Linked DNA regions of Homo sapiens: all the other regions are linked to region 2. Evidence: chromatin loops called from intact Hi-C (ENCODE). Cell type or tissue: Caco-2. All regions are shown on one strand. Each heading gives the region's core, and the rest is flanking DNA. Links, peaks and the distances in the headings are about the cores only.

Evidence for each region. A loop is a pair of places that touch in the nucleus more often than their neighbours do. Peaks named below come from ENCODE experiments on the same cell type or tissue, not always from the same donor. Only the 100,000 strongest peaks of a DNase experiment are listed, where the experiment ranks them.
Region 1: a loop joins it to region 2, with 5 times the contacts of the local background. A loop is called at or near these places in 71 of 110 quality-filtered maps.
Region 3: it touches region 2 in a loop (2.7-fold over the local background); 3 of 110 quality-filtered maps call a loop at or near these places.

Annotation. Positions count from the first base shown.
Region 1 is chr5:36,738,600-36,749,325 of GRCh38, forward strand. No RefSeq gene overlaps it. Among named protein-coding and RNA genes, the nearest start is that of SLC1A3-AS1, 19 kb to the left of the region's middle. RefSeq lists a silencer at 6,119-6,208. In Caco-2, for the core only: a CTCF peak has its summit at 6,180; DNase peaks (open chromatin) are centred at 6,112 and 6,802; H3K4me3 peaks cover 2,181 bases.
Region 2 is chr5:36,996,902-37,006,880 of GRCh38, forward strand. It overlaps NIPBL (NIPBL cohesin loading factor), which reads left to right. Exons shown (of 47, transcript NM_133433.4): 12 at 3,472-3,669; 13 at 3,916-3,987; 14 at 4,088-4,177; 15 at 5,761-5,864; 16 at 6,360-6,446; 17 at 9,456-9,687. Among named protein-coding and RNA genes, the nearest start is that of NIPBL, 130 kb to the left of the region's middle. In Caco-2, for the core only: no CTCF peak of the experiment used is centred there; a DNase peak (open chromatin) is centred at 5,440.
Region 3 is chr5:36,939,725-36,950,450 of GRCh38, forward strand. The region is part of intron 1 of NIPBL (NIPBL cohesin loading factor); the gene reads left to right. Among named protein-coding and RNA genes, the nearest start is that of NIPBL, 68 kb to the left of the region's middle. In Caco-2, for the core only: CTCF peaks have their summits at 5,072 (motif pointing left) and 5,274; no DNase peak of the experiment used is centred there.

The sequences.
Region 1 (10,726 bases), core at 3,195-8,194, 260 kb before region 2:
CTCATTCTGTTCCTTCTGCCTGGAACACTTCCTGCCCCTTTTTTTTTTTTTTTAAACTGATCCAACCTACTCACCTTTCAGGTCTCAGTGAATGTCACTTCCTCCAAGGAGCCTCCCTGCCTGTCTCCTCTGTGCTCTTATAGCACCAAATACTTACTCTTAGGGAACATTTATAACCCTACATTGTAAAGCTACATTGCAATGTAGCTGTGATGTGCACTTATAAACAAGCGCATTGTAATAGCCTGTCTGCTGCTCAGTGTATCACTATACTGTGTGCTCCTAATGGGAAGAGGACAACTTTTAACAGCACCCTATTAAACTATCGCTCTTACCTCTTTTATGTTTCTCTTTCCTGCTAGATTGTAAGCTCCACGTGGCCAAAGACTACATGTGTCTTGCCACTTTTGTATCCCCAGAGCCTAGCATATAGGCTGGGCTAGCATATAGCACAAACTTAATGAATATGGTTGACTAAAAGAATAAATAAACCTCTCTACACCTCAGTTTCCCCATCTGTAAAATGGTGTAAAACAATATTCATCTCGAGAAGTACGTATGTGAGAATTAAATGAGCATGTACAAAGCCCCTGAGACGTAGCAGAAGTCAATAAATGGCAGCTCTACCGTCCGTTCATCCATTCAGCCTACATGCATGGTTCCAATCACCCTTTAAGTCCTAGGGAAAATTTGCATTTAGCATTTTGTCCACATCCCATCTCAGAAATATAACTCTTGCCCTAAAAATCTCTAGAGAAGATGCCACACTTCTCCCTCTGGTGACTACCTGTGTTTCCGAGTCCTTTGTTAGTCAATCAGCCAATAATTATGTCAAAATCATCGACGTATGATAGATATTCAACTACAGTATTTACAGAGTTCTTCGATATCCAGAATAAGAAAATCTTGCACAGAACCATCAGAGAGTCATTTCCAAGAGTCGTTTATTCATGAGCCTCTCTCTCTCTCTCTCTGATACACACAATCTCCAGGATACTAGAAAGTTTTCAAGGGACAGTGAGTTATCCCATAGATGAATTCATTCCCCATCCACTGCGGACTCACCTGATGCGAGCTAGATGCTGAGGCAGAAAGACTAAGATAGAGACAAGATAGAGACAAAAATAGAGAACTTCCTTTGGGAGTTCCCAGTCTATTGGAAGGAACAGGCACGTAAAAAAATAATCTGCATAGTAAATGGACTGACAATGGAACGCTGGGTAGTACCGCAGGCTCCCAGAGGAGGGAGCTAGAGAACAACCTAGTCAGATCCTAAAATGGCCCCTACCAGTAGGCTCTAACAAGACTTTTTGCCACATCTTCCACCCCCTTGCTCTCATTCTGTCTCCTGTGAAGATGGAGAACAGTTCATCAGCATCTTCCTGATAATAACTGCCTCAATCCATCATAAAGGCCAGCCCTAAGGAACACAGAAGTCACCAAGTTCACGGACCCTGTCTGAATATCTCACTGTCACAGAAGTCTATAAAAGATAAGACTTGGAATCTGACCGGTTGAGCTAATGGGGGATTTCCAAGCACTAGCTATTCCACCCTTTCATAGATAAGCTCTTTGTGGGTGGTGGTGAGAACACATCATTCTATTTGTTTCTTGTGAGGGCTACTTTGAGCACTGACTTGGTCTTCATGGCACTTTATTTTATGTCCTGAAAAACAGGACCCAACTGAAATTCAGAATCATTACTAAATGCAAAGAGAGAGAGAGAAGCATGAATTATAAGTGCAATAAAATCTCATTTTTTTTTCTGTGTTGCTAATGAGGAGGAACACATTTCTTTCTGTTCTGAGCATGCTTTCAGAGGGAGGCACATGGAGGAATCCACTGCCAGAGACAGTCTTAAGAACAGGTGGCAGAACAGTCCTCGAACAGCTGTGAGCCGGGTGCTCAGAAAGGCATCTTTGACCACCTCCCTGTCGCACAAGCCCTGCTCTGGACACCAGAGTCCCTACCACAGGGAGCCTCCTGAGATACAGAGCACTGTTACTGGGGGAGGATAAACTTATGCTTCCGTCCACAGTATCACATTTCTGATGACGACTAACTACCACCCAGAACAGATCCAGATAATGAGGGGCTGGGAGACAGACCTGGTAAAATGTAAGCAATGGAATAAGCTGGCAGCAGGGAGTGCCCTCAGCTCAAACGGGGTGGTGATCCAAGGGCACAGGTCCCTGGAGAAGTGTGTTAGCTCGCTAGGGCTGCCTAACAAATACCATAGACTGGGCGGTGTAAACAACAGAAACTTACTCTCTCACAATTCTAGAGGCTAGAAGCCTGAGATGGGGTTGGTCTCTTCTGAGGCCCCTCTCCTTGGCTTGCAGGTGGCCAGGTTCTCCCTGTGTCTTCATATGGCCTTTCCTCTGTGTGTGTCTTCGTCCTAATTTCTTCTTCTTATAAGGACACCAGTGATATTGGATTAGGGCTTAATTATTTAACCTTAATTATTAACACCTCTTTAAAGGCCCCATCTCCAAATACAGTCATATTCTGAGATACTGAGAGATAGAATTTCAACTTGGGACACAAGTCAGCCCATAAGAAGGAGTGGGACAGGAAACATGGGATGAAAAAGGAGGGACGCTGCTGGAAAGCCACCAGTGCAGGCACTCACACGAGTTTGACCATATGGAAGGCTTCAGGGCAGAGATGAAGGGTCACAGCTGCCACCTCTCCACTGATGACTTTCAAACCTAATTATTCAACTATGACCGCTCCCTTGTATTCCAGTTCCACGTTTCCAATGGGCTACTGGACACGCGCCACCGGTATGTCCTGCCAACATTTTAAACAAATACAGGAAAATGCAAATAGAACTCATTTCTGATTTCTATTATTGTCATCACTAACCTTCCAGGAATTTTTCATTCCTTCCCTCTCCCTGCAAATCTAAAATATCACCAAGGCCCTTTGCTCTTGCTTTCTTGTGTCTCTTGATCCATCTCCTTTCCCCAGGCTGATGGTTACTACATCTCCTCTGGTCATTATTATCCAGACCACTGAAAATATCTCCTAACAGGCCTCATGCCTCCAGGCTCTTTCACCACCAATTCATCTACATCTACTACTCCTGGAGTAATCTTTCTAAACACTGCTATTAAAACTACCTCTGCTCTAAAACCTTCCATGTCTCCCCATTATTACTGGAAAAACTTTTAACAATACAACCTAGTATTCTAGGCCTCTATCAGTCTGGTCCCTTCTAGTCTGACAGCCTACTCTTCCCCTAAACATTCTGGGGAAAAGTGGAAACGAATGAACAAAACCCCTACACAAACCTTCCATTCCACAAAAGAATAAGTCAATCTTCTTATTTACGGCCTCCTTGTAATATGCCACGTAGATGCTCATGTGCCCAACATTTTCTCCTCTGCCTTTCTAAATTCAACCTGTCTTCTAGTTCCCATCCCATCAATAGTGCCTCCTCCATTCCTGACCTTTCTTGATTGTTAAAAATATCTTTTCCTACTTCTCTCAACAGCACTTACCCATTTAGCACTTCAGTGTGATATTTTTCTTATATTTTTTTCATATCTATTTCTGTGTGTCATCTTACCCCGCAACTACGTGTGTGAGTACGCCTTCCTCCCCAGGCTCCTCAAGGGCAGACACAATGCAAAACCCGTGATACTTAATAATAACCAAAACACTCATTGAATATTGATCACATGCCAGGCACTGTGTTAAGTGTTTTCCAGCATTATTTCATTTAATGCAAACAACAATTCAATAAGGTAGGTACTATTATTATCTCCATTATACAGATGAGGAGATTGTAGGTTGGAAAGGCTAAATAACTCTCCTAAAATGACATAACTAGTAAATGACAGAGCTAGGATTCACACACAGGTCTGCATGACCCAGAAGCCCCTTCTAATAGTACCTTTCACAGAGTAAGTGCCTTTCAGAGAATAAGTGCTGAGCATATGTTTGTGAATTAAGGCTATCCCTGTTACCAGAGCATTTGGGGTGTGTGGCAGGCAGAACAATGGCCCCCAAAGATGTCCACATCCTGATTCTCAGAGCCTGTGAATCTATTACATTACATTGCAAAGGGGGATTTAGGTTGCAGATGGAATTAAGTTTGCTAATCAGAGGACCTTAAAATAGGGAGGTTATACTGCAGTCTCTGGGAGGGCCCAACATAATCATAAGGGTCCTTAAAAGAAGATGAGGGAAGCATAAGAGAGACTCAGGAGTGATGCAATGCCTGCCTCTGCCTTGCTGACTTCAAAGATGGAGGAAGGGCCCATAAGCCGAAGAATCTGGAAGCCTCTGGAAGCTGGAGAAGAAAGGAAATGGATTTGCCCCTGGATCCTGCAGAAAGGGGCACAGTCCTGCAGCCTGACACATTCATTACCACCCAGCGAGACATATTTTTGTCAGATTTCTACCATACTGAAGTGTAAGATGATAAATTTGGTTGTTTTAAGCCACCAGATTTGTGGTCATCTGTTACAGCAGCAATAGGAAGCTAATTCCATGTGCAAAAATTCACAGCTAGCCCTGGATTATCCTGATGAATGGGCATTGCCCTGGTGAAAAATCAGTAGGCAGCTCTCTGTAGAACCCAAAAACCTGCCTTCCACCTCCATGGCAATTCTTCATAGGCAGAAACTGTACCACTCTCACCTGTTTCCTGGGCTGATCCTTTTCTACCCTGTCCCTGTGCTATTCTGAAAATAGCTTTACCAAGAAGGACATGAAACTGTGAGCAAAAGTCACACATTCATGACAAAATTCTCCCAGGAAGATTATCATTCCAATCAAAACATGTATGGTATCCTTTTAAAATATCATTACCCAGAGCTTTCATTCTGAAGCACTTCCCATATATTATTTTAGGTGTCTGTGCCAGCCCATAAGTGTGCATAAATGGCAGTTTCTAGTGCACACCGTGGTTTTTAGATTGCAGTTTTTGAGTTGATTCCAAGAATTTTACTCTTAAGAAGCCCAAATAGCACTGCAGACAAATGTATTTTTTGAAATAGTAGAAAAACTAACAGTTCAGAATTTTTGGACTAAGTAGCTGATAGAGAACAGGTTGGTAACAGGAGACTGGTGTAGACTCATAGACTCATACCCTTCTTGCTGAGCCATCCTCACCCTGTGGCTTGGCCTAATTGATTTTCTAGGATCTTTAACCACGTCTAGGCTGCGGATACACCTTGCATGGTGGCATGACTACATTGATGGAGTTAGAGCTGAGATCCACATTCCTATTTCTCATTTCCTGTCCAGCTGCCTTTGATGGATTTTCCTTAATCACCTGGACCCTCACAGCTCTGCCACTTTCCTTGCTAGTTCGGATTAGTTTGATGTTTATGTGTCTGTAATAATGGAAACAATAAAAACCACCAACCTCCCTGCTATTCTTCAGGTGCTTTACATACACATTATCATTTAACGTGCAGTTTAGTGCTGTGCTTACAGCATGGACTTTGGAACTAGACCACTTTGTTTCCAATCCTGGCCCTACCACTCATCAGCTTGTGTGACCGTGGGCACATTCATTAACATCTCTAGGACTCAGCCCTTCCATCTCCCTCTCCCACAAGCCCTGCTCTGGACACCAGACTCCCCACCACAGGGAGCCTCCTGAGATACAGATCACTGTTACTAGGGGAGGACAACCTTATGCTTCCGTCCACAGTATCACATTTCTGATGACGACTAACTATCACCCAGAACAGATCCAGTGAAATGGCAATTTAAAAAGTACTTCTTTATAAAGTTGCTGCGAGGATCATATGTTTAGAAGGGTCCCGGTAACGTAGCCAATGCCACATAGGTGTATGACCTCTTCCCTATCTTTTGAGGTAGGTGTGAGACTACGGTGCTCAGAAAAGTGGAACGACTTTGGGCAACTTGGGAACAACTTGCCCAAAGTCACACACTTGATCAGAGGCAGAGGTAGGATATGGAACCGGATCAAGTCCAACCGTGGACTTTCCACCCTGCTGCGCCGTCTCAAGTTTGTCCCTGATTGGTTCTGAATCCCTGGCGCCCATTCTCATCCCGCCCATCCGAAGATAAAACAATCTTCCTCCCGCGCCCCGCTGCTTCCCGGGAGCTCCCAGGAACTCTAGAGAAAACAGGAAAACTGAAAAGTGCGCTCTGCCTGCTGTGCCAGGCATGTCCCTCAGGGGGAGCCAACAAGGCTTTATTTCGTCCCGGCAGCTGGCCCCTGGGCACGGCCCCCAGCCCGGCGTCCCAGTTCCAGCCGCGCTGCAGGGGCGCGAGGGTGCCCGGCTCGCAGGTGTCCGCGCGCACCGCAGGGCTGCCCGAGTGCGGCTGGCGGAATCCCTCCCCAGCTGGGGAGGAAGGCAGTTGTTTTCTTCCTGGTGGAACGTTCCACTTGAAACTGTTCCACAAGGGCTGTTCTCGCCTCCGACTCCGGGAGGAACTGTAATTAACACAGCAACAAACGCCCACGACGCTAACTGGCAAAGGGAGTGTAACACGAGCCGCTGCTACAACCGAACTGGGCCAATTGCTTTCCCTTCTTGCCTCCCATTTGGTCTGTTTTGGTTCCGCAGTCATCCAACTGTAGCGTTTCTTAAAACATGTCAGTGGCTGGTGTTTGTGTTTTGGGTTGAACAGTTTCACACACGTCGCTGGAGCCCGTGCTCGACCAGCTGCTGTGCTGGGGATTTGCTTTCTGCGGCTTTGGGAGTGTCAGGTAGCAAAACGAAGAGAGTAGTCGACTAGAACGGTGGCGGGGAGGAGGAGGAGGGATTGTCTGCAGTGGAGTCGGGAGCCTCCTCCGGACCAGGACAGGTAAAACCGGTCTGCCAGGTCTCAGGGGGAGCGGGTGGAGACGTCCCACCTCACCTGGCTGCGCTCCGACTCAGGCTCAGCCGGCAGGTTCTGGGGCAATGGGGGAAGGGAGAGGGGCCGGGCCCTTGTGGGTCCCGCACGCACACAGTACTCAGGGGCCAGCCAGGTGCCATCCCAGGTGGCCCAGCTTGGGGTGGGCAGCCAGGGTTGGGGCAGGGGTGCGTCCTGAGTTCTTTACCTTTGAAAGGTCTGATTTCCAATGCTGCCCTTACACATACCCTTGCTCCTGCCGAGTTTAGTCCGTGGCTTCACTGGGGAACTTGTTACATGGAGATTCACGGGCCCTGCCGGAGACCCAGTGAGGCAGAATCTGCCCTTTAACAAGATCCTCAGGTGATCTGCAGACACGTTAAAGTTTAGGAAGCACTGACTGCCTTATGACATATTATACTTTCTTCTAACGTCTTTCTATCAATTTCCCATCGTGTCAACACACTACCTTAGAAAATTGCAGAACAGGCAGTGGCTTTTAGAGAACTGTAACTGCTCTCAGCTAAATGTCTGCCCCGTTTGATGCTTAGTAGTAGCTCTCTGCTAATTACTGCTAAGGGGTAGAGTGGGGAGAGGCACAGCCAGCAGGACTATACAGTCCAACCCAGGAAAGCTCAGAGACTAGATGGGGAACCCAAATCCAAACAAGAAGAATGATGTAACTCTACAAGGTAAGAATATACAAGGCAGAAATGACTATCATAGAAGCAACGTAAACAGTATGTGCTGCATGTTTAGTAAATTCACTGTATTAAGTATCTACTACCAATTTTTTATGTATTCTCTCTCTATACAGATTCATACATATACATATATGTCTATAAGTATATAGAGACAGAATATATATTCTGACACAGTAGGGATCAATATTTATTGAATCAATAGCTACAGCCCATTACAACGCATTCTCCTGGAAAGAATTTTGTGTTTTAGACCAAACCAGCATATATCTGTTCCAAAATTAAAATGTATTACCAATAACCAAGAGTCCATTTCACATGTCTTTTAAAACATTACGTATGTATTCATCATAGGTACATGGCTCCCATTTGAACATGATGGTTCTAGAAGCCCAGAGAGGCCCAGCAGAGCTACTTAAAGAATCCTGTGAAGTCTTCCCAGTCAGAATAACCCAACATACCTCCTACATGTCCATTAAGTCCTCCCAGGGCACAATGCCCTCATAGATCACAGACTGTAACTTTTTCAAAGCTGTTTCTTTCTCATGAGTTATTGATCTGCAAGCTAAACATTTTCAAACTGAGCTTTCACTCAATGGCCTGGAGTCACTTCAATTTATTCTGTCAAGTACTCAAGGTTCCTTACCTAGGCACTTAATCATGTGAGTTGTACATAGTGAGTACCAGTGAAAAGCAAGGTGGAGCATCCCTCATCTCACCCTATCAGAAGGATGATTACAATTTTTAAAATTCATTTGTTCCATCTAAAGGGGCTAAGGTTAACAAAACATTGCAGGCATTTTTTTCTGTTCTTTGTCTCTGTTATGTCCCAAATGCCTAAGACAGATCATGGAGAACAGCAGGTGCTCAATGAATATTTTGAGTTGAGCCAAATTGAATTGGTGCTTGAGGACATAACCAAGAAGAGATTATCACTCTGTCACACTATGACATTACTACCTGTACATGCTATTTCCAACAATATTTAACACACAATTTGAAGTGTTCCCTCATGCTTTATCCTTGCTGGAGACAATCAGGTCTGGTAAGACAATGGAAGGCAAACAAGGATTCTAGAGGGAAAGGGTTGCAGGAGGGAGTGGGGAAGGACATGCGTTTAACAATGTTTAGTGAATGAGAACTGTCACTTTTGAATGTGAACAGTAAAAAAGCAGAACAAAAGGTTGAGAACCCAATCTAGAATATAATTGCTATTTTTAAAATAAAAGTTTCACCATCAGAGTGAACAGGCAACCTACAGAATGGGAGAAAATTTTTGCAACCTACTCATCTGACAAAGGGCTAATACCCAGAACCTACAATGAACTCAAACAAATTTATAAGAAAAAAACAAACAACCCCATCAAAAAGTGGGTGAAGGATATGAACAGACACTTCTCAAAAGAAGACATTTATGCAGCCAAAAAACACATGAAAAAATGCTCATCATCACTGGCCATCAGAGAAATGCAAATCAAAACCACAATGAGATACCATCTCACACCAGTTAGAATGGTGATCATTAAAAAGTCAGGAAACAACAGGTGCTGGAGAGGATGTGGAGAAATAGGAACACTTTTGCACTGTTGGTGGGATTGTAAACTAGTTCAACCATTGTGGAAGTCAGTGTGGTGATTCCTCAGGGATCTAGAACTAGAAATACCATTTGACCCAGCCATCCCATTACTGGCTATATACCCAAAGGATTATAAATCATGCTGCTATAAAGACACATGCACACGTATGTTTATTGCAGCACTATTCACAATAGCAAAGACTTGGAACCAACCCAAATGTCCAACAATGATAGACTGGATTAAGAAAATGTAGCACATATACACCATGGAATACTATGCAGCCATAAAAAATGATGAGTTCATGTACTTTGTAGGGACATGGATGAAACTGGAAACCATCATTCTCAGCAAACTATCACAAGGACAAAAAACCAAACACCGCATGTTCTCACTCATAGGTAGGAATTGAACAATAAGAACACATGGACACAGGAAGGGGAACATCACACACCGGGGACTGTTGTGGGGTGCGGGGAGTGGGGAGGAGATATACCTAATGCTAAATGACGAGTCGATGGGTGCAGCACACCAACATGGCACGTGTATACATATGTAACAAGTCTGCACATTGTGCACATGTACCCTAAAACTTAAAGTATAATAATAATAAAATTAAAAAAATAAATAAAATAAAATGAAAGTTTCTAAAAGGCAAGAACTTCTAGTTCAATAACGCTTCCCCGTCCACTATAATAACCACAGCTAATATTTATTGAGTACTCACTACATGCCAGGCACAATCCTACTGACTAGTCTTTACACTAACCCTTAGAGGGAGGTGCTGTCACTACCCCCATGATACAGATGAGGAACAAATGACAGAAGTTCGGTCATTTTCCCATGATCACGCAGAGCTAATGGGCTCAAGTACAGGGCCAGGATTTAGAGACCTGGGTTACAAGCCCATGCTTGTAACCAGTGGGCTGAGAGTAAGAAACACCAAGTGAATTTGAAAGAGAAAACAACCTGACAGAAGACCCTGCCGTCCTGTCTTTTGTCCTTCTGTAGCACATGCTCTCAGTCCACTGGCACAGGCCCTCAGCTTACCCTCGAAATCACTGAGCTTCAGTGGTTCCTTCTACGCTCACTGATGGCCCCCCTATGTGAAGACCCTCTGCTTGTCTCCACAGGAGAGTTAGGCCAGAAATGCCAGGGAGCAAATGCCCCAGACCCAAAGCCAGTGAAAAATGGGAGTCAGTAAATCGTCGACTTTTCTCTCCCCTTGTGACACTGTAATAGGATAATTCTGACTTGCATTATACAGTCTTTCAGCGGGCTCCCAGAGGGACTGGGTCCCAATTGTCCTCTGTGCTATTGCTCTCCCCCATACACCCTTTACTGGTTCTCCTCCCCTCCTTGCCTCATTTACCCACTATGTTTCCTGGAATCACTTTTCAAACTCCTTGTCTCAGGATCTACTTTTGAGGAAACCAACTCAAAACACTTAAATAACATGATATTGAGTAGGACTTTTCCCATTGCAATGGATTTAGCAATTAGGACCCCAAACTAAGGATGTTAAGCACCCGACATACTAAAGACAGCTGAATACAACTAGAGGCAAGACATCTGCTTGGTGTCTTAAGAGAAGGATGAAAGAGTTCTGCAAACACATTATCT
Region 2 (9,979 bases), core at 3,029-8,028:
TTTTTTTTAATTGTGAGCTCTTGAGCTATGAGCAGTAGACTATGAATACTGAACAAATCTGAAAAAAGTTTTAAAATTGAAATAAAATATACAGCAAACTTAACATTTAATCATGTATAATTGTTATAATTGTATTATGAAATGTATTGACACACAGTATATTAAAATGGCTAAAGTTAATTTTTTTTATTACAATCAGATATTTTGGTCATATGGGGACGTGGTTAGCTCTGGAAGATGAGAAGATAAAAGAAACATGGGGCCCAGGAACTCATTCCCTTTAATATACATGCCTTACCACTCTGCCTCTTTCCCTCTAATAAACATATCACCCATATCTAGAACAGCCGAGAAGGAGGAGTCCCTGAATTCCAGTTTGATTTCAAATGACATTTCAAATCCAGTTGACTGAAAGTGACTGCCTCCATTACTAAATTGCAAAGATTTCTGAAGCTGTCTCACAGTTAAGTGGAAAGGATAACATAATCAAAAATTTCCACCAAGTGTAAAATAGTGGAGAGTAGAGCCACACATCCCTCATGTTTGTCACCAATGCAGCCACCATTCTTTTCCCCTTGCTTTCTATCATGAAAGCTATTGTCTCATCTTATGGAGGCACATAGCTTCGTTATAAAGCCATGGACCCTGTTATATCTATGCCCAACTATATCGAAAGGTAATATTTATTTTAAAGAACCTAAGCTTCACACACTGCTAGAAGAAAGGAAAGTTTCTCTGGATTTTTAAAGAGATGTCAGGAGTAGCTTCCTGTTTTTCTTCACTTATTTCTATACAAGTAACTATAGAAAAGTGGACACTGGAGGCACCGATTTGAATGGTGAAAGAAGTCCAAATGATTGTTCACATAAACAACCAAATGGTCACACCACAACAGAAACAGTGTATTGAAAATATAGCACAATACAAAATGTGAAACTATTATGAGAACGTTAAGTTGCAAGCATTATGCTGCTGAGAGAGAGAAAAAAAAATTTTTGAAACTTAGCAGTTTAATCAAATTGGTTTCTCAAAATCTAAAACCAAGGAAATAGTTTTGTTGAAGGTTAGGGGAAAATGTTGAAGGATAATTTTGAAAGTTGGGGTACACAGATTTGGATGGCCATAGCACAAATATAAGGTCACTGGGTGCCTGGGGAAAATGGAGAGAGGGGTGATGTAAGAAGCTCAAGAGATACATAGGTGAAATTTGGAAAGAGAAGATAGAGAACACCCAAGTCATGTTTTACGTACCTCTCTTTTGAGTCCTTTCCCCTCCCCTGCTTATTCCAGGGTAATGAGAGAAATGGAGAAAGAATAAGCTAACCACAATGAGTTGGTATCCTAATAACCTCATTATAACACAATGTGTTATGGAAGTTGTTTTTTTTTTAATTTGTCACCCCATTTTTATCTAAATTGTCTAAAATTTGATGAATGTGAAATAAAGATTTACAAGATCTGTGGATAGTTACCACCAATACAGCATATTCTATGTAATTACAAACCACTATAAGATTCTTCAAGCATTTTCTACTCATAGGATTGAATGCTTGAAACAGATTTGTTATGAAATTAATTAAAATGTACAAAGACTAAAGCAGGTCATATTCAAGGTTGTAAAATACTAATTTCTGGCGCAGTAGCTCATGCCTGTAATACCAACACTTTGGGAGGCCGAGGTGGGAGGATTGTTTGAGCCCAGGAGTTTGAGACCAGCCTGAGCAACATAGCAAGACCCCTTCTCTGCCCACATAAGAAAATAGTGCTTTCTGAAGAAGTTTGCTTATTAGTTGTCATCCCTTGTAATGTAGGCATTTCAGTACTTGTGAAAAAAACATCTAAGGAATTATATATAGAAATGACCTGTTTCTCTGTCACACATACACACACCCTACTTATATTAGTGTATGAAACAAGTTGTCACTAAAGGAATGTACTAGAGCATACTGTAATCATAAAAGAGGAACAGTCCTATCACTCTTCACATACGTCATAACCAAATTCATACCTAATTATGAAGAAAATCTCAGATATTTATATCCATTTACATTTGTGCTTTACATGAACCTTTTTGCTATCCAAGCCTGTGACTGTAAAGAAGAGGAAACAAAATGACCTTTTCCTGCCATGTTGTCCATAGATTAGCTAGAAGAGTCCAGAACCAGAAACCAACCTAGATTCTTGAACAGGAGTAGTTAGGGTAGCATTTAAGAATAAGATTAGACAGAGTATAGACATTTATTACCCACACATGAAGACACTGGCACAAGCATAGAGTGCCTGGGCCAGAGGTTGGCATCCTTACATCTAAGCCAAGTAGGGGACTTAAGCAAAACATTTGTCTTAAGTATTTGTGTATTTATCATAGTTAGGGATTCAGAAAAGAGCAGTTGCTAGTCAAATAACAGACTAGAAAGTTTATCATTGTCAGCAACAAGTGATCACAACAACAACCAGTATATGATTTCAAGGTAGGACACATCACTTCTCTGCCCTGGTTTTAACTTGGTGGTACCTACTGCATCCTAGAACAGACATGGTAAATATTTGTCACTTATAGTGCCCCCCAGCTCTTACTGCAGACATTTCTAATCAGTCTTTCTTGCTGAACTATGATGCTTTCTCAGGGCTTGGGGTTATTTTCAGCATAATGTTCTAGGCAGCTATTGCCAGTTGATGAGAGTTGATGTGTTAGATGAAATCTGTTTGCCAGGTCTGCCTAAAGGCTCCTGTCAGTACGGGTGATTTTAGCAGAATGCTAAAATGATGGGGAAAAGATTGAAGGTAACATACATAATCATGCTTATGAAGCGTGCATAAGCTTAGAAACTTTTCTTGGGTTTAAGCAAGACTTTTGTTGAAGAACTGAATTCATTATGTGAGTATTTACAACTGTACAGGTTTTTTCTGTCTCAGTAGGCTTGTCATGTTAGGTCACCAGGGCTTATGGAATTTATCGCTGAGTTGTGGGTTTAACTTAGCTATTAATTGATGATGTACATGGTTACCCATATTCTGTAACACTTTCTCAAAAGTTGACTTTTCCTCCAAACCCTGCTCCCCATCAGTAATCTAAGTGCTTTAAGGTGGTTCTGTTTTTCATCTAATTCCTAAATATAGTTTGTTTTACAGCCTCAATTAATCTTGAAGTTTAGGTATAACCCTTACTGACTTACTGAATAACTGTCCTTGAAGTGAACACTGTAGTTTAATTTCAAGAACCTTCCTCTCTGTATTTATTAGCAGTAAACACTGAGTTCATGTAAAGATCTTTAAATCTGGGTAGATTGTGCTAAAATTAGTGATACTTTTTCTATATCATAACTTAAACTTCTGGATAGACAAAATCACTGAATTTCCTAGACCCTATGGAATGAAGATTTTTTTCCCCATGTGATTCATTTGTAAAGTACAAGTTTTAATCATCTTTTTAAATGAGGTAAATTATTTGTCATGGGGATTTGCTTCTAGCCTCTAGGAAACGACATAAAAAAGATGATGATAAAGCTTGGGAATATGAAGAGCGTGACAGAAGAAGCTCTGGGGATCATAGGAGAAGTGGCCACTCTCATGAAGGAAGAAGGAGTTCAGGTGGTGGTCGTTATCGAAACCGAAGTCCGTCAGATTCTGACATGGAAGATTATTCTCCTCCTCCCAGCCTTAGTGAGGGTAATTCATCAGTGTCAACGGATTTCTTACATAAACCAATTTAAATTTAGGGCTTTAACTTTGAAGAATATTTTATATCTTTTTATGAGTTAATAACTAATTTTCAATTAAGACAAAAATACTTAGTTTCTATGTGCAGTGATTATCGTTTAAGTCTTTAACGTTCAGGAAAAAAACTAGAAACAAAAATGGAATTATTTTAAGTTGTCAGTCCTGCATTTCAGTACTTCTTTTTGTTCGTTTTAGTTGCTAGGAAAATGAAGAAAAAAGAAAAACAGAAGAAAAGGAAAGCATATGAACCAAAACTAACACCTGAAGGTAACACGTTAGTTTATTTAATTTGTCTTTATTCATATTCTTCAGCTTCACATGTCTACTTGTAATGTGAGAATAATGAATATATTTTTCTCTCTTGCAGAAATGATGGACTCTTCAACTTTTAAGAGATTCACAGCCTCAATAGAGAATATTTTGGATAATTTGGAAGATATGGATTTTACTGCGTTTGGTAAAATCAACTTAAAATACATTTACACATACTCTAAGTGTCTTAACTGTATCCTCTAGAGTAACTCAGTTACTCTAGTGATGTGTCCTACCTTGAAATCATATACTGGTTGTTGTTGTGATCACTTGTTGCTGACAATGATAAACTTTCTAGTCTGTTATTTGACTAGCAACTGCTCTTTTCTGAATCCCTAACTATGATAAATACACAAATACTTAAGGCTTAACTCAGTTACTCTAGAGGATACAGAGGCATACTCTGTGCTATCAAGAAACTTGAAATCTAGTTGTAAAGTCAAATCTAGTCTGTTACCAAGAAATTAAAAACTTTAGTACAAAACTCAAGTATATATTAATCAAGTCTGGATAGTATCTAAAGAATCATGAGTAAGTGAGAGTAATTTAAAAAGTCTTTATGCAGGTGAGGAGGCTTGAAAAGGCCCTGTATAATGAAGGTACTGATAGGAGCATATATGCAGAAATAAGCATCTATTCTTCTGTTCATTTATTCTAATGACCAATATTTATTGAATACTTACTGTATGCCAGTAGTATGTTAAGTGCTGGAGATGTAAAAATAACTAAAACCCAAACACCTGGCTTTAGGGAATACAGATTCTAATATGGAAAACAAAATAGTAAACCAGTTAGAATACAGTAGGATTAATGTTATATTCATGTATTACTTTTACAATGACATAAAGATTACATCTATAAATATTAAAATGTTTATAAAAACACTGCTTGCAATGTATAGAGCTATTCTTAACAATCTTATGCCACCTTCAGCTGGTAAAGTAAGTATTTGTTTTGTGAGAATTACTTGCCTGAGTATCATTGTGTTTGCTGATTATTTAGAATGTCAGTTTCATCTTTTTTAAAACTTTACAGTTCTGTGCTGAGAAATTGTCTTCTGTATCATTTAGGGTCCAAAAGTACAAAGGGCACTCTCAAAATAGGATAATATGAGGAGGAGTTATTTACAAAGAGACCAGTTAAAAAGATGGAGGCAAAATAATACCAGAACCCAGGGTTAACAGCCTTAAACCAAAAGAGTGAGGATACAGAAAAGTCACCAGAACTCATTCTGCAGGAAAAAAAGTTGTAGAGTAGGCTGCCTTGAAAGAAGCAATACCTTTTGGTCAGGGGACAGAGCCAGCCTGAGGAGACCTTGTAAGCAAAGAGTAAGAGATATAAATACTTTGACCTTACACTCCTCTTTGATCTTCTAACAGGGCACCCTACTGGCCAAACCCAAACAAAAGCCAGAGGGCATGGGAGACTCTTGATGTAGTCCATTCAGGTCAGCCTCCTGAGGCAGAGAATGTGGTTGAGAAAGAGTCAAGAGTATATCTAAAGTAGTAAAGATAAGATATCTATCTCATCTTCCCATTTCAGTCATAAATCTGACTTCAATTTCTGTCCTTTTTCATTCAGGGTTTACTTGAGGTTTATATATAGAGGCGTCTTAGGTTATTTGTTTAGTTTGCATGTCTAAAAATTTTATTAGAAAGTTAAGCTTGACATTTTGAACTATTTTATTTACCTAAACTTTGTTTGTGTTTGTTTGGCTTGATTTTGCAGGTGATGATGATGAAATTCCTCAGGAACTGCTCTTAGGAAAACATCAGCTTAATGAACTTGGCAGTGAATCTGCTAAAATAAAAGCAATGGGTATAATGGATAAGGTATCTCACCAAAGTAAAATTTATAAATTTACTTCATAGAAACATTTGAAATTAATTTAAGGTTTTCAGGGTAAATTATAAAATTTATGTAAAGTAAATAGTAAAAAGAAAACTCATTGTTGACTTCTGAGAGTCTAAATGAGTTTTTTTGTTTTTTTACAAAAGAAAAAAGTATTCTGCAGATTATTCTAAAGAGAATCATATTACTGCATTGAAAGAGGCATGGACTTTAATTTTTTCCAGAGTTTTTTTTTTTCATTTTCTCAAATATTTAGATTATTTAAATGCAGAAATATATTAAATTTTTCTTTGACATTTGCTTTAGTCATTTAGGGTCGTTGAGTAGAAGTTCTAAGTGGGAAAGTTTTCTTACTCTTTAAGAGGGTGACAATGCTATTTCCTCCATAGCTCAAAGGGAATAATTGTACAGATTGTTTCTTGAATAATATATAACTTTTACCAACGATTGATAAAGAATTTATATTGCTATTTTAGCTTTCAACTGACAAAACTGTGAAAGTCTTAAATATCTTGGAGAAGAATATTCAGGATGGGTCAAAGCTTTCCACTTTGTTAAATCATGTAAGTTTAAGATCCATACTGTTAATTTTACCCTTAATGTTATTAAGATCTATAGTAGTCCCCCACTTCTCTATTGTTTCATTTTCCATTTTCTCAGTTACCTACAGTCAACTGTGATCTGAAAGTAGGTGAATAATTTTTATTACAGTCTATTGTTCTGTTTTTTATTGTCATTAATCTCTTCCCATGCCTAATTTATAAATTAAGTTTTATCTTAGGTATGTATGTATAGGAAAAAACATAGTGTATATCGGGTTTGATAGTATCCATGGCATGCACTCGAGGTCTTGGAATCTATCATCTGTCCATTAGGGAGGGACTAATGTGAATTTTTTCACAAATGACTCTCATGTGGGGGAAATTTCACATTTCGTTAATTTGAGCATGTTACCATGAATTACTAGTTACATTCATTAGCATTGCTAGTAGAACTTCACTTTTAGTAATTCAGAATTAATGTTACACATTGTCAATTCACAGCTTTGCCATAAAGTAAGAATAATAAAGACATGAAAATGTTTGTCAATTTAAGGGGCAGTTCTTTAGTTTATGCTCTTCCTTATGTAAGTATATGAATGTTTAAATTTTGTTTTTGAGTTATGAGATGATAGTAGGTAGTAATTCTTTTTGTTGAGCTTCCCTGAAGAAATAACATAGTTAGAAACCTTATGATTTCCTAATATATACTAATTAATATACATTACTCCTTATATACCGTTTTTATACCTACCTCAAAGGGTTGTTCAAAGGATTAAAGAATTAATTCATGTAAAGCACTTAGTGTCTGGCACACTTTAACTTCTCAGTAAATGTTAACTCCAGCTGTTACTATATTTTAATATGCTTATATCAAAAGCAGTAGCAACATGCTTGCAATGGTTTATTAATTGAGTGAAGCAAATTTCCTGGGATTTGCCTTCCTAGCATTGTAGTGGACTATGAATTATATGTGCATTCAAATTGATCTTGATATCTCTGACATTAATGAATGCAAACACTAATGCTTATAGGCATTTAGTAAGTTCTGAGTTGATAAATTTTCTTTCTCTCCCTTTTTTTTTTTTCTCCCCTGATAGAGCCAGGGTCTTGCTCTGTCCCCTGGGCTGGAGTGCAGTGCTACAGTCATAGCTCATTGTAGTCTGGAACTACTGGGCTCAGGTGATCCTCCCACCTCAGCCTCCCAAGCTGCTGGAACTACAGGCATGCACCACAATGCCTGGCCAATTATTTAAAATGTTTTGTAGAGCCAAGCGCTCACTCTGTTGCTCAGACTGATCTCAAACTGCTGGCAACAAACAATCCTCCTGCCTTGTCCTCCCAAAGCTCTGGGACCACAGATGTGAGGCACTACACCTGGCCAAATTTTCTTTATTTTTAAAAGCCTGATTATAAAAGTAACATATTTATTGTAGAAAATTTCCAAAACACAGAAAGCACCAAAAAAGCTATATTCTAATCCAGCAATGACCATTTTGAACACTTTTGATATATATACTTCTCATGTATACGTATGTAGTATATATATTTAATATACAAGCACTAGATTTTATTTTATCTTATGAGGGAAATGCTCTTGGTGTTTACAAAAGCCACAGGATTGCTAGGGGATCTACATGGAATAAAACAAGCTTGTCCAACCTGTGGCCCACTGGCCCGTGTGGCCCAGGACAGATTTGAATGCAGCCCAACACAAATTCGTAAACTTTCTTGAAACATGAGGATTTTTTGCAATTTCTTTTTACGCTCATCAGCTATCGTAATTGTTAGTGTATTTTATATGTAGTCCAAGACAATTCTTCTTCCACTGTGGCCCAGGGAAGCCAAAAGATTGGACACTTCTGGAATAAAATATGTAGAAAAATAATCTCAGGTGGTTGTTTTCTGGATTATTAAATATATTTATATTTTTAAGTGCCCTCTCTTTACTTTTTGCATCACAGAAACAAAGGCTTAGAGAAACCTAAAGTAACAATCTACTCCATTGTTAGTCTACAAGTTACTTAAATACTTCGCCAAGAAATTGTGATAATCATCATCAGAAATCTAGAGTTCTGGAGAGCTGGCTGACTCAGTCTTAAGGAAATTACTTTCATCCCTAAAAACCGTAACAGTATTTAATATGTTGTGGATAGCCTTAACGTTTGGCATGAATCATGAGCCTCCTTAACTGACTCTTCCAAACAAACAGCAATGTTCGCATCAAAGACAAGCTACTTTATCTTTCCTTTGTGAGGTTTTAGGCATTACTGAACAGAAAGCCCTGTCTGCTTTACATATTATATATCGTGTTTTTGTTCGTTTTCCTAGGGTATAAGCTTTGAATTGGAAGTAGTCCTGTAATATAGTTTATATTTCATAACTAAAGATGTGATAGAAGGATTTTTACTTTAACAGTGAGATTACTCCTAATTTGCAATGTCAAGTTGCTGATGTGTAAATTAAAATAAAGTCTTCTGTCAGTTCTTAAATTATCCATTTAAAAAAAGTCTTCATTAGTCTGCATATTACTACTTTTTAATCTCAGTTTCAGAAACTGTGTTGTCGAAAAGCAGGTGTTAGGAATGATTGTCAATTTTAGTACTAAGTAAGATTTTACCCTTTGTCATTAATTTTTGCTTTGTTATCACAGCAGCAAGCAGAATTTATAAAGTCTTTAAACTATCATAATGTTTATACCCAAAACACAAAATTAATTTATATGCAGTTAAAGTCATAAGCTAAATCTTAAATTCGGATAAAGCACACAAAGGATATAAAGATAATTATAACTTTGTCAGTAGGGTGTCATCTAGTGGTGAAATGAGGTAGAGTATATCACGTTTGAAAACATTGAAACACAAATCGTGCTCAAAGTAGTATCAGTATTTGTACCTCATTCTGGATATTCTTAAAAGAATTAACACACATCATAACACTTTTCCACCAGTGAAAATCAAATCATAATTTTAATGTATATTTTAAACCTATAAATGTGTTTATTTCCATTTCATTAACAATACTGTTTTACAGAATAACGATACTGAAGAAGAAGAAAGGTTATGGAGAGACCTTATTATGGAGAGAGTTACAAAATCAGCGGATGCTTGTCTTACAACTATCAACATTATGACATCCCCTAACATGCCAAAAGCTGTGTACATTGAGGATGTAATTGAAAGAGTTATACAGTACACTAAATTTCATTTGCAGAATACACTTTATCCTCAGTATGATCCTGTTTACAGATTAGATCCTCATGGAGGTTAGTTCGTATAATATCAAAATTATTGTAAATTTTTGCCATGTTAGATGAGTCAAAATAGGACTTAAAATGGCACCAAAATTTTTGAATCATATAACTTGTAATAAACACTGATTTTGATTATGGATTTGACTAGAATATAGTACTTGTTCAATTATAATTTCTTTAGGAACATTTATATATAATAGAAGTTATTTCTACTTGTCAGGGAAAATCTCAGAAAATACTACCTTCTGGTTTCATTTATCACTTCGCCCTAATTTTACCCAAAATAGCAGTTGTCTACAAAATG
Region 3 (10,726 bases), core at 2,909-7,908, 57 kb before region 2:
TGTCATCCCATCATGGAAAGTGGAGGAGCAAGAGAGCACAAGACATTAGTGGGGAGAAATAGAAGGGGACAGAACTCTTCTTTTTATCAGGAACCCACTCCTGAGACAACAACATTAATCCATTTATGAGGGCAGAGTCCTTGTGAACTAATCACCTCTTAAAGGTCCCATCTCTCAACACTGTTGTATTGGGGATTAAGTTTCCAACAAATGAACTTTGGGGGACACGGTCAAACCATAGCACGAATAAAGCAGCTATGAACATTCATTTGCAGGTTTTTGCATGAACACAGTTTTCATTTCATAAATACCCAAGAATGTACAATTGCCCTTTTACTTAGCATTTAGATTTTTCCTTTAAAGTTTATTCTGAGGCAATTGTTTTCATACTCTGTTTGTGAGAAACTATTGTTCTTTCCAAGGCCTTAAAGCTATGACTAATTCTGTAAACACAGTTATTGTAATTTCAGGTTAATATTTTTAAGGAGTATATACAGCCTTGTGTGAAAAGAGAGAAATGGATTCAAAACTAAGCAATTTTTAAGTGTGCCATGTTTATTAACTAAGATATGTATGTAAATAACCAGTAGATTATTTTTTGAAGTAGCATGAGTCAAAATAAATCAAATTGAGAGCCCCTTCAGCTTGTCTGTCAGGTCAGGAATGAACTAATTTGTACGTACCTTTTCTCCCTCATCTTGTGTCAGTCCTTCACTATGTACCAGTTACATAATCTTCTTTCCTTAGCTAGGCTCTGTCCTTCTTCAGGGACTTGAGCATGTTAATCATTATGGATCCTCATTTCTTCTTCCGCCTTTGCCTGTTTAACTCTTACTTATGAGATTTCCTTAATGAGACATTTCCTCCCTCCCCAAACGTAAGTTTAGTTACCTTCTTTTTTTCTCTTGCAGCACTTTGTTTTGTTTTGTTTTTCATATAAAAAACAGCTAGGACTCTGGAATGTTAAGAGTGGGGATTCTGGAATCAGACTTGGGCAAGTTACTTAATCTTTATGTGCCTCTGTAATTATTGTCTTAAAATGAACATAAAAGTAGTACCTAATTCATAAGATAAGGATTAAATGAATTAAAATATATAAATCCCTTAGATAACAATGCTAGGCATATGTTAAGCACTATGTTAGTATCATCAAATGTTGTTGTTACTGTTATGGAATTTATCACAAATATGTAATTATATGTTTCGTAGTGATTATTCATCACCCCTACTGGACTCTAAGGTCTGTGAGGATATGTCTATTTGGTTTACCACTGTATCCTCAACAACTGCTGGTTGTCCCTATTGTAGGTGTTAGGTATTAAGTGCATGATAGTGAATACATAAAGGTTTACTTTTTTAAAAAAATTCAGGAAACCAGATAATCAAAAAGAAAGAAATTAATCACTTAATAAGTTTCATCTCCCAGGGATAAGAAAACATAGGTAAAGAGAGATTAAACTACTCCTTCAAGTTCAGGCAATTCAGTATTCTAATTGAAAGTGTTGTGTTTCCTTTTTAAGTCTAGTTTTGCTTTTGTGTTTATATGTCATAATTAATTGTGTTAAAACATAATTTTAGAAACCGATCTTTCTATATCCCTCTTTTCTATACCCCCCAATTTTACTTCACTTTCTTAAACAACAATAAAAGTCTCCTGTAACATAAGAAAGCTTTTCTTCCTAATTATCTTCTTTAGGTACTTTAAAAAAAATCAATCAGCTATCACATGTTATGGACAAGGGGAATCACTATTGAGTTAATATCCTAAGACGTTCAAAACCCAGAACCAAAAAAAAAAAAAAAACCACCAAAAATGCTGTTTGGAGAGTTTCAGGTTTAATTAAAGAGTTTGTTCAGGTGTTTTTGCTGTTTGGAATCATTATCTGAGAAATTATGCTATAACACATGGTCATTTGATTCTGTTTCCATTAGCCTTCTACTCTGGGATATATGGCTACTACATTTTCTTTTTAATAATCTGTGTTTCACAGTAAGTTTACTTTTGTGGAACTCTATTATTAAATAAATCAGAAATCTCACTTAAAATTTAAAAAATTATTTTTCTAATGAAAAATTGATATTACAGAACTAAATTTTTAAAAGTTTATGTACAGAAAGGATATAGTATTTGATGTTATCAAAACTTACATGTTATGATTAGTTCATTGACCATGAGTATATTAATTTAGAAAAAAATACATCCCTAATTTACATCATCCTTAATTTGTATACTTGTCATGTAGTGCAGGGGTCCAGTGGAAATCATAGAAAGGTTGCTGTAGGTAATGAGTCACAAGTCACTTTTCTCCATTGATAGCTTCTTTTTCTGTAAATCGAACTATTTAAAATAATTTAAAAACTTAGATCCTTAGTAAAAAGCTGTTTTTTATTGGTCTAAGTTGACTTTTTAAAAATTTATTTTCCCTGGCCAGGTGCAGTGGCTCATGCCTATAATCCCAGCTCTTTGGGAGGCGGAGTGGGGCGGATCACCTCAGGTCAGGAGTTTGAGACCAGCCTGGCCAACATGGTAAAGCCCGTCTCTACTAAAAATACAAAAATTAGCCAGGTGGGGTGGTGAATGCCTGTAATCCGAGCTACTCAGGAGACTGAGGCACAAGAATGGCTTGAACCCAGGAGTCGGAGGTTGCAGTGAGCTAAGATCGTGCCACTGCATGCCAGCCTGGGTGACAGAGTGAGACTCTGTCTTTAAAAAAAAAAAAAAAAAAAAAAAAAGGCCAGGTGCGGTGGCTAACGCCTTGAAATCCAGCACTTTGGGAGGCCAAAGCAGGCAGATCACTTGAGGTCAGGAGTTCGAGACCAGTCTGGCCAAGATGGTGAAACCCCATCTCTACTAAAAATAAAAAAATTAGCTGGGGGGTGGTGGTGCACACCTGTAGCCCCAGCTACTTGGGGGGCTGAGGCACGAGAATCACATGAACCTTGGAGGCAGAGGCTGTAATGAGCCGAGATCGCACCACTGCACTTCAGCCTGGGTGACAGACTCTGTCTCAAAAAAAAAAAAAAAAATTATCCTCCCTAAAAAGCTATTCCAGTATCTTTTTTCACATTCATTAGTTATATTATTTAGTGGTTATATTTGGTTCTCTTGAACTGTTTTCTGAGTTTTTGAAACCAATTGCACAAATACAGCGCAAGGGAAACATGGTTTAGCAGTAGTAGGACTGAAAAAAAGTTTTAATTCTTGCTAACCTCACTGTGAGACTGTAGTATTTTGTACCTAACAAAAAATTTTCCGCAGTAATCTTTAGTTAAAAAAAAACCCTTCTATTACAGAAAACTATATAGTTGTTATATTGTAACTTCAAATTTTTGTTGTATTTTTTATTGTCATATTGTTTTTTCTCAAATATTTTCAGTCCACAATTTGTTGAATCCATGGATGTGGAACCTGTGAATACGGAAGGCCAACTGTACAAAAAAGATCCCAGAATTAATAAGTAAGGTTTAGTAAGCTTTCGGGATACAGAATTAATATACAATATTCTATTGTATTTCTGCATCCTAACAATTAACAATTGGAAATCAAAAATTTGTCAATTATAATAACATCAAAAATGTGAACTACTTAGGAATGAATCTGAAAAAGTATGTGAAAGCACCGTAGACCAAAAACTAGTAAACATTGCTGAGTGAAATTAAAGAATATCTAAATTAGTGGAGACATATAAATTGTTTGTAGATCATAATGCTCAATATGGTTATCAGTTCTCAAATTGTTACATAGATTGAATGCTATATCTATCATATTCCAAGCAGCTTTGTAGAAACTGACAAGATGATTCTAAAATCCATATGTAACTATAAAAAAAAAACCCTAGCATCAGAACAGTTTGGGAAGAGGGAATAAATTTGTACTAAAGCAGAGATATTGATTAGATAATTGGATATGAGTCTAGTATATGGGAGAAAAGTCAGATTTAGAGATACAAATTTGGGAGCCAGAAGCACAGAAGCACTATTTTAAAATCATGCCACTGAATGAGTTCAACAGTAGAGTACGGAGAGGAAGATAAAAAGAACCAGAAGAGGATCCTGGAGTGGCCAGTTTAGTCAGCAGAAAAACTAGGAGAATGTGTTGTTCTGGAAGACAAAGAATTATTCAAGGAGGAGAGAATGATCAACTTTGTTGATTTCTAGGTCAAATCATATGAGGTGAGAGGCTTGCCCACTGAATCTAGCAATTTTAATGTAATTGCTAACTGTGGCAAGATATTTGGTGGAATGGAGAATAAAAACACATATGGTTGTGGGTTCCAAGAGAAAGTAGGAGAAGAATTAGGGATGAATATAAACAACTGAGGGAATTTTGCTGTGAAAGGGAACAGAAAAATTAAGCCATTGTTGGAGAGAGATCATAGGGGTCAAGATAAATGGTGGGGTTTTTTTGTGTTTTGTTTTTATTGGAAGTAGGGACAATTATTTGCATATATATGTTTTATGCTGATTGGAATTATTCAATATGTGGAAAAATTGATGATGCAGGAGAGAGGAGAATTGCTGAAACGGTATTTTTGAATGAGTTAGAGCAGGATAGAGATCAGTATGCAGATGACACATAAGTGATCCATGATTTTTTGCATCTCTTCCACGTATACCTTTTCTTGATTGCTCTTTCATGTGCTTTATTAATGATCTTACCTATTGGGAGAGTTTCCTAAAGTATCTGAAGCATATTCCATGTTTTCGTACTAGATTGTCTTGAAGAACTGAAGATCAAAAATCAAAGTAGCCAGAGTTTCTTGAAAAGATTCTTAAGGCAGCCAGATTCCAAATGGCTAACAGAACCAAAATGGCAAAGACTATTACATACTTTTATAATTTAATATTAATATAGAAGTCTTGTTCACAAATTTTTCTTATATTTCACATGTACATCTCAAAAAGTTTCCATTTCAGTATTTAAACAAAAAACCACACACTTCAGGATCTTTTGCTTTCTAATATTGTTGAATAATCAATTCAGAAGAATCTGGCCAATCTTTGATGTGCTAGTAAAAAAAAAACCAAAGCTGAATTTTTAATTTTCTCACTTATTTACATAAGTTGAAAGTGTGCCCTCTTGTGGACTATTCAGTAATTTTCACATAAAAGCCTTTTCCTTGTATATTGCAGACTAAATTAATTGTATATCATCACATATGTTTTGGTCAAACGTTGAGATCTAGATCTTAATGTTAAGTTCTTTAAAACCTAAACCTCATTTGGAAATAAACAGTCATTGTTTGATTTTGCATTTCTAATACAATTGTGTATGAAACAGTCTTTTAACAGTTTCAACCTATATAAGGGACTTGGAGACAGGCTATTTCTTTTGCAATATAAAAGAAGATGAGAAATAAATTTTGTTTTGGTGTGTTGGGAGTGGACTAGGAATCCAAACAATTCATAGACGCGCTTGGAAATTTCCTCCGTAGCCTCTATGTAAAAATAAATTTTTAATAATCAAATTCCAGGACACAGGACTATTTTTTTCCTGAGGTAGTTTGTAGTTTTGTGTAGTTTGGTACAATTAAACTTTGCATAACTAACTACAGGCCTCTGCAAATCCATTTAACTGTATAACAAACTGGGACTATTTAAAGTTATGTGAAGTTTTATTAAAGTCAGTTCATAGATGTGTATAGTTTTGCTTATTGTTTTATTTCTCAGCAAACATACACATATTTTATAAACTGCTTTTGAGAAACCCTAAATCTCAACTTTATTTACTTAGTGGTAACTTTTCTTTCTCTGCATAATAGTACTCAGTAGTGTAAATATATCCTTCTAATACACGTTATAAATATGTGATATAGCTACACTATTGGGACACGCATATACATTATTGGTATCCAGCGGTGGCTGCAGAGAGCTCAGGGTTCCAGAAGCAAAGCAAGTGTCTGAAGAGAGTTTTAGAACTTTGCTTTATTTTGCATTTTAAAAATTTATTGGAAGTAATTTGAAACTTTAGAAAAGCAGAAATGTTTTAAAGAAAGTGAGAATTTTTACAGTGCAGCTTATTGGGAACTTTTTGTTTTTGAGGTAGGATTTGAGGAAGATCCTTTCAGAAGTATCTTAAATAGCATGTGAAAAATCTGTTCTTGAATAGCAGGCAGGGAAAAGGAATCTGAAGGTGGCTTGACTGAAGTGAAAGGATTCTGCTGGAGAGGTGCCACTCTCTAGGGACTCACTGACCTATTTAAAATAGTAAGTAGTACCACATAGATTTATTTATTTATTTACTTAACCTGTGTAGCTATTTAGCATTTATATCCCACCTATTTCCTAAAAGGATTTTAGGTGTTTTATAATGTTAAATGTAATATAAACCAGGACAATAAAAATATACTAGTTTAAACTTTTTAAAAAATTCTTTAATGTGAGAAGGCTGAGCAAAGGGCAAGGAGAACCTTTTCATTCTCCCCCCAGAAATCTTGCTCCTCTTTTACTAAAGCTTTCAATCATCTCTCCAAGTGGTGGCAGGGCAATTCTAAGGTCTGACCTTAGTTCTTAGCATAGTATGTTAACAGATTTACCCTTAGTTTTCTGGCCCACCAAGACTCCAGCAGACTTTCTGTTGCCCAACAGGCTGGGCTGCAGCCACACTATAACAAGGTCTGAATCTCAGCCTTGTGAGATGAGTATGCTTTTCCAAATTCTTATTTTCCTCAGATATTTTCCTCCCTTAAACATGTGGATGGTAGCTGTTTCCTGTATTTGCCATTCCTGTATTTTGTAGAATCCTTTTTATACCTTCTAGTTAACCATTTTTTTACTACTTAATAATTCTATATATTAAATTTTTCTTGCTCAAAAACAGTGTGTGTGTGTGTATATATATGCATGTGTCTGTGTGTGTGTATATGTATATATATACACACACATATATGTACTTAGTTTTAAGCCTTTCCCCCACCACCAAAAAAATTAACATTAGCAAAGGTGTTAATTAGCTAAATATTCCACATATATGAAATTTCAGTTTATTCAAAATAATGTTATAATCACACAAGGTGACAATATAGTTTAAAGAATACTGACCTAGAGATCAAACACTTATATTCTAGTCTTGGCTAGTGAATTACTAGCTCAGAGACCTTGAACAGACACTTATGTTCTTTGAAGAACTTTTACTGTTTGCTGTAGGTTTATCTTTTTTCCATAGCAGTGTAGATGTTTCTCAGTTTTATGTCCTTTAGGCAAACATAAGAATATAAGATTTGATTAGAAACACCTGAGTTCAAATCCTATTTCTGCTGCATGCTGCCTGTTTAGCTGTAGAGAGAGTATTTACGCCCTGAAACTTAATTTTTGCATCTGTGAAATAGTGATAATCTTTACAATCCTTTGATATTGGAATGATTAAGGAAAGGAATATATAAATATCTGACACATAAGAAGTGCCAAAAAAAATTTCCCCTACAGCATTACTTTATTTCTTGCCTATCTGATCTATTATAATGTAACTGTTATCAACCCTCAATAAGTGGCTTCCATAACTATAGCTATAGTTCAGACTACTTTTGTCAGATTGTGAATTTCCAACTTCCTGCTTTAGACATCTCCAACTAGATATTACACTGGCATTTTAATCTGAACAAGTCCAAAATCACACCATGGTTACATGTAAGTACTGCAGTATTCTAACAGAACTTTCTGCTTCCATCCTCTGTCTCTTTCTCCCCCACCCTATCTTCCTTATCACTATTAAATTAGTCTTAACTGAAAGCTTAAGGATGTGGAAAAAGATATCAACATTATGTAAGAAACTCCCTTGCAGGCTCCAATTGACTTTTCTGGCCATATGCTCTGTCTAAAGTGTTTATGAATATACCTTGCATATTATATTAGTCTTTAGCACCTAGCTCAGTATACTTCATAGAAGATGCTTAACATAGGTAATTATTTAAATATTCAGAGAAATCTATGTACATATAGCAGCAACAGGAGACTTACTAATTTTTTTATTTTATCATAGTTTATATTAGTATTTTCCTGAATCATAAAGTAATATTCTAATCATAATAAAAGTCCAAGGAGTACAGATAGAAATACCACCAAAATAAGAATTCCCCAGCATCTCAGCATATACCCGACCCCTAATCATTGTTAAAGGTTTAATAATGTTCTTTTTTTTCATGCCTAGACCATCATTTTTATGAAAATGTGTTTTAAGCAAAAGTATTTAGCTTGGTTGATGAGCTTATGATGTGCACACTGATATTTTCAGTTAGCAATATATCTTTAATATCTTTTCATGAATTTTAAGAATCTTTGCCATTCTTCTTTATTTTAGTGCCAATTTGCTGAGAGATTAAAATATAGAATCATCACTGTAAAGTTGGTTCAGGCTTTAATTCAATGATTCTTTCTCTTTTCTCCCTCTGAAATATGTACCCCCCTTTACCACATTCTTGTGGCCAAACTCAAATTTTAAAGGGCAGAGGATGTTCCATCTTGTTAACCATTGTACTTTGCTTGCCTAGCATACATAGTGTCTGACACAGTAACATAAGATAAATATTAATTGGATGCCTCATGAAGGACTAAATATTTTAGAAATAGTATGTTGTGTTGGGTGCCACTTATAACTCAGGAGGTACTTACAGGTTTGAATGAACTGTTATGTAACCTGATACAGCATTTTAAACTGTTAACTATTAAGCATAGTAAAAGGAAAATGCTTTAGTTATGTTGAAGACAAGATGAAGCAGATTTTTCTGGAAAACAACACAAAGTAGAGTTTAAAGCAATTTATTAAATTGCTAAGACAGATTGAATAGTTATTATGAGAAAAGTTACCAGAATCGTATCTTACATCCATCATGTATTTAGCTCATTTTTAGTGTATTCAAAGATGGAGAAAATAAGGGGTTTGTGCTTGGTAAGATTCATTTGCTAAAATGTCATTGTACAAATTTTGAAAAGAAAGGTTATGAACTTAACATAAAAAATACCATGGTGTTTACTTACTCATTGTAATCTTGTATCCAAAACTGTTTTTCCTCAAAGTGAATTTTGCTTTCTGCTCAATAGTTCAGATCAAGAAGAAAGTAAGAGTAATTGAAGTGCCATAGAAATGTGAATCACATACTAAATGTGGTTATAAAGTAAGGATCCTAACTCCATAAAGCCAGAGTCACCATACTTCACTGTCACATGGTGTAGTATACTGACTAACAGTCTTTTAAACTGGATGTTTCAATCAACCCGTAAAATAATATTTAAAAAAGAATGAGACATCTGTATAAATGAAAGATTTCTAAGATAATATACATGGCAAAAGTAAGATGCAGAAGAATATATAACAAATAACATTTGTTGCATTTAACGAACACTTAGTACATGCCCAGCACAGTTCTAAGAACTTTACACATATTATTTCATCCTCACAACAAAATTTAATAATAATTACCTACCTCATATATCAGAGATGAGGAAACTGAGGTGCAGAGATTAAATAAGTTGTCCAAGGTTATGTAGTAAGTGGGGGAGCTTGGATTCAAACACACAGCCTAATTAATATTTTTCTTCTTGGCTATATATTTTGAGTACATTGATTGTGTATGCATAGTAATCTCTCATGGATGTACCATCATTTGTTATACTAATAATATTGTTATACATTTTAGCTGTTAGTTTAAGTGTCCATGTGCCAGATAGCCTGATCTTGACTCCAGCTGTATGGCCTTAGGCAAATTATTTATCTTCTCTGTACATCACATTCTTCATCAAATAGAACTGTAATATTAGCACCTCAGGTTCATATGAGGATTAAATGAGGATTAAATTTATTACATAGTAAGTGCTGAGCAAACATGAGTTACCATTTCTATTTTTTAATCACTAAAAGTAAAAATATTGTGGGAATATCTACATGTGTATGTTAACATGTATATGATTATTTCTTTAGGATATATTTCTAAAAGTGAAATTGTTGAGAAAAAATGATGCATTTTTTTAAGGCTTTGGTTATAGGGTGCAAAGTGGCCCGCCAGAAAGTTTATCTACCATCAGATAATAAGAATGCCTTTTATTCCAAATCTGTCCCAATTTTAGTAGTATTATAATCCCTACTGATACTGTTTTATTTGCACTTCTTTTGTTTGCTTGAGGAAGTTGTAAATTTTGTTGTGAAATTAAATGAAGAAGTGGAGTCTTTAAAAATCTTGGCAAATGCTTAAAAGTTCCCTTCAGACTCATTAGAATGGACTAAATTGATAATTTACTATAATATCTTCCCCTAATTAAGCATTCTTTTAATTAAACCTCAAGCCATTCTTAAATTTAGTTTATAAATGATTTCTCAATGTATTTTGTTCGATTTAGTTCTTAGTATTACAACAGTTAAATTTTTTTCTGCTTTCTGTCGCCAGTATTTATTTCTCCTACCTTATGATTTAAATAATTGTAGGTGAGCAGGCCCAAGACTATGACTTTTAATACTGTGGTGAAATATATACTGGAATGCCAAATAATTATTTATAATAGATCTTTTAGAAGTAGGAATTATTTGTATTGAAAAGATGCCTTTCCCTCTATTTGTTTTGAAAAGACTCCTGTTCTTCATCTGTTCTCCCGAATCTGTTTAGTAATGCTGTTAACTTTCTGGATCACTTACTATGTGCCAGGTGGTATGTCAAATGATATATGTGCATTATTTTATTTTATTCTCATCACCACTTAGAGGTGGGCTACTTTCCTCACTCTTCCATTTTTTCAAATC